Regions from separate parts of the Homo sapiens genome. Here region 2 is linked to region 1. The links are chromatin loops, found by intact Hi-C in ENCODE. Cell type or tissue: Caco-2. All regions are shown on one strand. Links, peaks and the distances in the headings refer to the core of each region. The heading gives the core; the rest is flanking DNA.

The links. Peaks named below come from ENCODE experiments on the same cell type or tissue, not always from the same donor. Only the 100,000 strongest peaks of a DNase experiment are listed, where the experiment ranks them.
Region 2: a loop joins it to region 1, with 16 times the contacts of the local background. A loop is called at or near these places in 1 of 110 quality-filtered maps.

Annotation. Positions count from the first base shown.
Region 1 is chr20:29,881,758-29,886,350 of GRCh38, forward strand. No RefSeq gene overlaps it. Among named protein-coding and RNA genes, the nearest start is that of FAM242B, 340 kb to the left of the region's middle. In Caco-2, for the core only: no CTCF peak of the experiment used is centred there; DNase peaks (open chromatin) are centred at 1,964 and 2,814.
Region 2 is chr20:29,762,550-29,767,142 of GRCh38, forward strand. LOC124904968 (a long non-coding RNA gene) reads left to right here and starts at 72. Exons shown (of 2, transcript XR_007067752.1): 1 at 72-341; 2 at 825-4,260. It also overlaps the pseudogene DUX4L36. In Caco-2, for the core only: a CTCF peak has its summit at 2,624 (motif pointing left); a DNase peak (open chromatin) is centred at 2,602.

The DNA.
Region 1 (4,593 bases), core at 452-4,451:
CCATGTCTGACGCCTGTAATCCCAGCACTTTGGGAGGCCAAGGCAGGTGGATCACAAGGTCAGGAGTTCGAGACCAGCCTGGCCAAGATGGTGAACCCAGTCTCTACTAAAAATACAAAAATTAGCCCGGCGCAGTGGTGGGCAACTGTAGTCCCAGCTACTCGGGAGGCTGAGGCAGGATAATTGCTTGAACCCTGGAGGCGGAGGTTGCAGTAAGCCGAGATCGTGCCACTGCACTCCCGCCTTGCGACAGAGCAAGATTCCATCAAAAAAAAAAAAAAAAGAACAAACGTAATTTAAAAGATTAAAATTAAGATAGATTTTTACAAATGTATATATCTACCATTACAGTATCATACAGAATGGTTTTACTGCCGTGAAGATTCTCTGTGCTCTGTGTATCATCTCTTCCTTCCCCTTGGTCCATGGCAACCACTGATCTTTCTACTGTTCCCATAGTTTCACCGTTTCCAGAACGTCATATAATTGGAATCGAACAGTACGTAGACTTTTCGGATTGGCTTCTTCTTTTAGCAATATGCATTTAAGTTTCCTCCATGTATTTTTTTGTGGCTTGATAGATCATCTCCTGTTAGCGGTGAATAATATCCCATTGCCATTATACTTTTGTCAAGACTCAGAAAGTACAATGTGAAGAGTAAATAAGTATGAATGTGCACTGTAAACTTTGAGTGATACTGAAGGGTCAAGATAGGTTCCTGGTTGTCACAGGTGTGCTCCTGTGAGGCAGGAAGCTGTAGTGGGGAGGCTGTGTGTGGGGAAAGGGACATATGAGAAGTCTGTACTCTCTGCTCCATTTAGCTGTGAACCTGCACTTCTCTAAAAAATAAAATTAGTTAAAATTAAGAGCAAAAAATTAGAAAAATTAAAACATTACAATGTGTCATATAGTTTTCAAATCACAAGATAGAAAAATACATAATAAAAGAAACTATAGAAAACAACAAGGATAGGAATAAAAAACATCAGTGATAGAAGGCAGAAGACAGAAACGTGGAGCCAAACACATTAATTTATTTTAATCATTAGTTATACTCATTTATATTAATTTATATTGATTTAACATATTAATTTTGACTAAATGGCATTAAAGGAGTTTTGAGGAATTTGCATGTCACATTCTGGATGAGAGAACTCAATAATATTAACTCTTTAGTTTGCTGTAAATCATTTAAAAATATGCTCAAATTCCAATAAAAATTCCAAGAAAAATATTTTCGAAGAAGAAAATGTTATTTTAAATCCACATATTGAACACACATGAGAGCCAATTTTATAAAATTTACTATAAGATATTTAAGATTGTTATTAGTATTCAAAATTAAACAAATTTGAAATGGCACAAAAATAAACACATTAATGAAAGAGAATCAAAAACACAGAAATTGAGTGTAATTTTATCTAGTAACAGGGTAATAATTTAAACCCACAAAACAGAGCGATTTTTGCATTTATGATGTTAAAATATTGGGTAATGATTTGAGAATATAAAATGATAGAATTGAATCCTGGTCCCACAACTTACATAAAAGTTAATTCCAGTATTAAATGTAAAAAAAAAAAAAAAAAGAGAGAAAATAAAATTAGATGTACCTGTGTTTTATGACCTTGAGAATGAATGAATGTCTTCTAAAATCAAAACTGCAAACAGAAACTATATAAAAAGGGATAAACCTAACGTACCTAGAACGTAAATTCTTACACATTTCAACACCAAGTAAATAGCACAAAACAAACTGGGGAAATTTTTACAACAATTATATTAGATGAAAGTTAAAATCCTTATGACATATACAATGTATAAAACAGTATTATTACCACTATTATTAATACCATTATGATTACCTGGTCTTCCCACGCACCAGTCCTCTTCTGGTGCCCTGTGGTGAAACAGAGCCCTTCCTCTCTGGCCACAGTGAGGGATCCAGCAGGAACCCTGCCTAAGCCCTCAGAGGGTGTGAGCCAAGCCAGGACATCACATTCCCTCCTGCAATGATGCAGATACCCACTCACGACAGAGATTTGGTAACTCTCTGGAAAAGCTGTGTAACAATTATTGCAGAAACTTGTTTCTTATGTTCCCAGACACATGGAGAAAGCTGGTCTGGAAGACTGATGTCCACATGCTAAGAGAAGCAGTCACTCATAACACACACTGCACACACCACACCATGTGCACACGCACACACACCCCACACACAGACACCACATAAACAGCACACACACCATGTGCACACGTGAAGGGGTGGCCTGCCCCTCCACACTTGTGGGCGTTTCTCGTTGGGTGTAACAAGAGACTTTAGAAAAGAGACACAGACACAAAGTATAGAGAAAGAAAAATGGGCCCAGGGGAACGGCGCTCAGCATACGGAGGACCCACGCCGTCACCAGTCTCTCAGTTCCCTTAGTATTTATTGATCATTATCGGACGTTTCTCAGAGAGGGGGATGTGGCAGGACAATAGGGTAATAGCGGAGAGAAGGTCAGCAGGAAAACATATGAACAAATGTCTCTGCATCATAAACAAGGTAAAGAAAAAAGTGCTGTGCTTTTGACGTTCATATACATAAATCTCTCAATGCCTTAAAGAGCAGTATTGTTGCCAGCATGTCCCACCTCCAGCCCTAAGGCATTTTTCCCCTATCTCAGTAGATGAAATATACAACTGGGCTTTACACCAAGACATTCCATTGCCCAGGGACTAGCAGGAGACAGATGCCTTCCTCTTATCTCAACTGCAAAGAGGCCTTCCTCTTTTACTAATCCTCCCCAGCACAGACCCTTTATCGGTGTCAGGCTGGGGGATGGTCAGGTCTTTCCCTTCCCATGAGACCATATTTCAGACTATTGCATGGGGAGAAACCTTGGACAATACCTGGCTTTCCTAGGCAGAGGTCCCTGTGGCCTTCCGCAGTGTTTTGTGTCTCTGGGTACTTGAGAGTAGGGAGTAATGATGACTCTTAACAAGCATGNNNNNNNNNNNNNNNNNNNNNNNNNNNNNNNNNNNNNNNNNNNNNNNNNNNNNNNNNNNNNNNNNNNNNNNNNNNNNNNNNNNNNNNNNNNNNNNNNNNNAGAAGTTTCCCAGAATACTTCTGTCTAGTTTTTATATGAAGGTATTGCCTTTTAAGCCATAGGCTGCAAATCATGCCAAATATCCACTTGCAGATTCTACAAAAAGAGTGTTTCTTAACTGCTCAATTAAAACAAAGGTTCAACTTTGTGCGATGAATGCGTACATTACAAGGAAGTTTCACAGAATGCTTCTGCCTAGTTTTTATGTAAAGATATTTCCTTTTCCACCATAGTCCTCAAAACCCTTCAAATATCCATTTACAGATTCTCCAAAAGAAGGTTTCCAAACTGCTCAATCAAAAGATAGGTTAAACACTGTGGGATGAATGCACACATCACAAAGATGTTTCTCAGAATGCTTCTATCTACTTTTTATGTGAAGATATTTTCTTTTACACCATAGGCTGCAAATCGCTCCAAATATCCAATACCAGACTCTAGAAAAGTAGTGTTGCAAACTGCTCAATCAAAAGAAAGTTTCACCTTTGTGTAATGAATGCACACATCACAAAGAAGTTTCTCAGAATGCTTCTGTCTGGTTTTTATGGGAAGATATTTCCTTTTCCACCATAGGCCACAAAGCGCTCCAAATATCCTCTTGCAGGTTCTACAAAGAGAGTGTTTCAAAACTGCTCCATCAAAAGAAATGTACAACTCTGTGAGATGAACGCACACATCACAAAGAAGTTTCTCAGAATGATCTGTCTAGTTTTTATGTGAAGATATTTCCTTTTCCACCAAGGGCCTCAAAGTGCTGCAAATATGCACTTGCAGATTATACAAAAAGAGTTTTTCAAAAATGCTCAATCAAAAGAAAGGTTCAACTCTGTGTGATGAATGCACCCATCACAAAGAAGTTTCTCAGAATGCTTCTGATTAGTTTTTATATGAAGATATTTCCTTCTACTCTATAGGACTCAAAGCACTCCTAATATCCATTTTCAGATACTACCAAAAGACTGTCTCCACACTGCTCAATCAAAAGAATAGTTCAACTCTGTCATTTGAATGCACACATCACAAGGAAATTTCTCAGAATGCTTCTTTCTAGTTTTTATGTGAAGATATTTCCTTTTCCACCATAGGCCTCAAAGCCCTCCAAGTATCCACTTGCAAATTCTACAAAAAAAGAGTTTCAATACTTCTCAATCAAAAGAAAAGTTCAACTCTGTGGGATGAATGCCCACATCAGAAAACAGCTTCTCAGAATGCCTCTGTCTAGTTTTTATATGAAGATATTTCCTTTTCCACCATAGGCCACAAAGCGCTCCAAATATCCACTTTCAGATACCACAAAAAGAGTGTTTCCAAACTGCTCAATCAAAAGAAAAGTTCAACTCTGTGTGATGAACACACACCTCACAAAGAAGATTCTCAAAATTCTTCTGTGTAGTTTTTATGTGAAGATATTTCCTTTTTCACCATAGGCCCCAAAGTGCTCCAAATATCCAAAGCAGATTCGACAAAAAGAGTGTTTCAAAACTGCTCATTCAAAAGAAA
Region 2 (4,593 bases), core at 355-4,354, 120 kb before region 1:
ATCCCGGGGATCCCAGGGCCCGTCCAGGTACCGGGAGGCGGACTGTCTACTGCTCATGCGCGGGCTAGCAGGCAGTAGCCTAGGTTTTCTAACTAGCCTAGGTAGAGTTCTCATCCCTTCCCTCTTGCCCCCCACTGCGTTCTTCAGTGGGGTGGGCGGAGACCTCCATCCCGGGAAACACTGGCCCGGGCAGGCGCCAGATCTGCTCTTCTTTCCGCGTCTCTCCAACTCTGCCTCCCCCCCACACCGTCACTCGCCTACCCTTGTCCCGCCAGCTTCCTCGGCATCACCATGGAGCGCCTGACAGCTAAATGCAGACCCGAGACCCCGCGCAAACCCGGGTGCTGCCCTTTCTATGCGGGAGGGAACTCAGGCAGAGATGGGGAGAGGAACGGAGACAGAGAGGGAGGGAGCGATGAAGGGAAGAAAGAACGGATGGACCGAGGGACCTTGGAAAGGATGGAGGGATAGAAGGAAGGAGAGAGGGAAGGAGGGAGGGAGGGAGGGAGGAACTGCGGGAGGGACGGAGGGAAAGAGGGAGGGAGGGAGCAAGAAACAGAGAGAGGAAGGCAGAGAGAAAAGCAGTCTTCTGCCTCCAGGACCAGCAGGATCTCTCACTCCGGGAAAATGTTGGGTGCCCAGTGCAGGCTAAGTGCTCGGCCCACAGCCGCGTCGGCCTGCGGGGCTCTCACCTGCCCACTGGATCGCCAGCCTGGGTTACTTCATCCGGGAGCGATTCAGAGGATTTCCGCCTCCCAGGGAATGAGCGAATTCCCCAAAGAACAGAGCAGAGACTTGAATGGTTGTCCGTTTTTCATCCACAGGGTTCACAGATGACATATCCCCATGCTGAGCCTGCAACAGAGCGCAAGGCAGATACTCCCACCCACACAGGAGTCACACTCAAGCCGAGTGAGCCAAGATTCCGGATTCCACGTTCCTTTGCCCTCTGCAAGGGGTCCTGCTGCTCACGTGTCTCTGGCCCCCAAAAGCGTGACCATGTTGACTGTTTGTTTCCCGAGCTCTGTGGGGACACAGAAACCTCCAGCGAAGCATGGAAACGCAGCATCGTGTCTTCGCTCTCCTTTCGTTTCCAAACAGGCCATTTTGGAGACTCCCCATGTTGCAGGAAACAGGAATCCCTCATCAGTCCGTGATGACTCAGTCCCCTGCCCAGACTACAGGCCCACCAGGCGGCCTCCCTTTTGCTGACACTCCAGGCCTTCCCCCGGCTCGCGAGCTCCCGAGTTTCCAACACATCGGGCGGGCTCAGGACAGGGTGTGCTTGGAGGCCTCAGGGCCCGGGGCCCACAGTTCTGGGATCCCCTCTGGTCCTCCACCTTGCCGCGGAAAAATTGTTTTGGATCCCTCACCACCCCTCCTGCAAGGCCCCCTCTTGGCCCACACACCCAGAGCCGTCAGGGTTGCCCAGGGGCGAACAGCCGGCCCAGCCCCGCAGGACCTTTTTCTCACAATGCCCACACCATCATCGCTTGTCCCGACGAGGACCCGCCCGTGGCCAACGGGACAGGAAGGGCCTGCTTTGCCCCGCGCTGGCACTAAAGCCCCGGCAGCCTGATCCCGGGAAAGGGGCTGACGGACACCCAGACACACCCCAACACTACTACGAGCAAACCCACCCCGACACACACACAGGCACACATGGACACACACACAGACACACACACACACACGGACACACAAAGACACACACACGGACACATGGACACACGCACACGGACACACACGGACACACACACAAGGACATACAGACAAAGACACAGACACAGCTTGAAAGAGAGCTAGGGAGACCGGGATGGAGAGATAGAAATGCGGGGAGAGAGAGAAAAGTAGAGGGGGAGAGAGACAGAAGGTGACAGAAGAGCGAGAGTTGGAGGGGGATGTAGAGAAAGGGAGAGGGTGAGGAAGTTGTAGAGCGAGAGAGACACAGCCTTGGAGAGGGAGGCTCTGCTCAGGTAGACAGGGCACTTTGAGCAGGCCAGGGTGAGGTGGAGGGTGCTTGGGCCAGGCTAGAACACGGGGTCAGGGCCGCCCACGCGGGAAAACCAACGGAGCCCTGAGACGTGTTTTTTTTTTTTTCTTGGATTGGTTGGTTTCTTTGGAGGTGCGTTTCATATGGTCCTTCCTTTGTTTGCTTCTTTCTGTCTCCTTGATGCGGTGGGCCCCGAGATTTGTAGAGTGCACCCGTCCAACTGGTGGAACTATAGCACCGAGCTTGTCCACGGGGCCAGGTCTGGGTCTCTCTCGTGTCCTCGGGACTAGAGTTTACACGACATTGGTGGCAATGGGAAACAGGGTGCACAGGGACGGATTTCTTCGTGGCTGGCGAAGACAATGTCCTTCCCCCGGGGAAAGCAGCCCACGGGTTCTGGAGCCGAGGTCTTGGCTGGCAACTGTGGGACCTGCTGCCCCAACTTCGATGGTTGCGGCGGCGCTTGATGAATGAATTGAATTGCCTGGGGTCCGGGGAGCGGGAAGACACCCCGGAGGGCAGGAAACCCGCACCTGCGCCTTCCAGGTCTACTACCTGCTGCAGCGCCCTGGCTGGAGCCGGGCTCCTGGTGGGGCTGCAGCCAGGCAAAAGAGGTGGGATGCTGCCACCTGGCGGTATTGCAGCTGCAGACCCCCACGAGGAGGTTTCATCTCGACATAAATCGTTTTCTTTCTTCAGCTGATCTGTATCCCTAATTTTAGATTAATGGTAACTCCACAAATTTAGAGGCACAAAATATGGTTGCCCACACCTTATAATCGCATTACCACCTCCCATTACCACCACCTTTCCCGCTCCTCCCCACCCTCATCCCGTAGACTAGGTCTCGCGATGTTTCCCAGGCTGGCCTCAAACTCCTGCGCTTAAGTTATTTGCCTGCCTTGGCCTCTCAAAGTGCTGTGATCAGCCCTGTGAGTCACCATGCCCAGCCAACCACCACGAAGTTTTGATTCAGCAGCACTGGGTTGTGGAGCTAAGGACCCACAAATTTAGAAAAGTTTTTAAATATCATAACGTTTCTGTGAGGAAATAGTATTTGGTATTACATTTTTAGACTCTTTTATAATGTTCTGGTTTTTTCCACTGAGTACAGTACTAAGTAGTAATTGGAAAATCACAGCATAAGTCATATTACTTTTTCTAATACAGAGTACTTGGCTATTCTCTAAGCTAAACCTGATCACCTACATTGAGTAAAAGAAAAAACCCCAGAGTGTGAGGAGACAGGAGATAGTAGCCAAACATCCAAATAGGTGGGAGTGAATAAGGCAGATGACACAGATGAGATGACCAAAGGTCAAGGAGAAAGCCAGATCCTAAAGTGTGGTTTGCGAAGCTATGCTCCAATGGAAATCTTTTCCGAGAAGCCCTGATTTCTTTCTCTTGCTTTCATTAGAGACAGACATCTTCTGCCCCTTGCTCTTCAATTTTCTAGGACTGGACTTCCCCTTCAACGATCATTCTTCTAGGTTACAAAGAAAATCAAAGCCCTTTGCATGGCTTACAAGGGACTGGAGGACCTGGCTGCTTGCTGTTTTATTGCTTTTGAGGACATGGGGTCGTTTGTGATTTTTAAGGAACTCTATGTTAAACATTTTCTAATTTCCATTTTGAGTCTTGTCTAAAATGTGTGAGAGTAGTGGAGATATTGGGATTTGGTTTAGAAATCCCAGAAACACCACATCCAGATGTCGTATGTTTTCTGCTTTATAATTTCATATCCTGTGAAGGTTTCAAATGTGATTCTACAGAAATTCATACTCAATAATTTAATCAGAACACTAAGCCTCTGCCCCATATAATAAAACCAAATATTATCTTACTTCAAAATTTTAAGTTTTTGGTATGTATTGAGGCTAACACTGTAAACACTCTGTGCCATAATTCCTAAACTGTAATACGGTTTAATGTATCTACTTTCTACATTTAAAACATGTACTTTGCCATTGAGGAACTTAGAATATTGCTGAGCATGTATTAAATACCCATTTTTTTCTTGATTTTTAAATAGTTATCATTTTATAGTTTTCTCTTGTTTAGTTTGAAGCTTACTAGGATTTTTGTCATTGATATGTATGTGTGTATATATATATATATATACACACACACACACACACACAAGTATTTACATAACATATGTAATTGATATATATGTATATGTTTTATATATGCTTTATGCACACTTATGGGAATATATGCATGTGTACATAACATTAATTTTTTGACCAATAAAAATTACATAATTATGTATTGTGTATATTACAAAAGTTTGATAGGTATATATATTGTAAAATGTTTAATACAATTAAGTTGATGAATATTTATGTCACCTTACATGGTTATGTTTTTTGTAGTGAGAGCATTTAAGGTCTCCTACTGTTGTAGCAAATTTTAAGCATACAAAACACTGTTATTAACTACATTTTAAAGCTATACCTTAGACCCCCAAAACTTATTTATCTTATAACTGAAAGTTTGTACTCTGAACACCTTATCGTTTTTTCTACCTCCAGGCCTGGTCATTACCATTGTACTCTCTGCTTCTATGAGTTCAGGCTTTTTAAATTCTCCATTTAAGT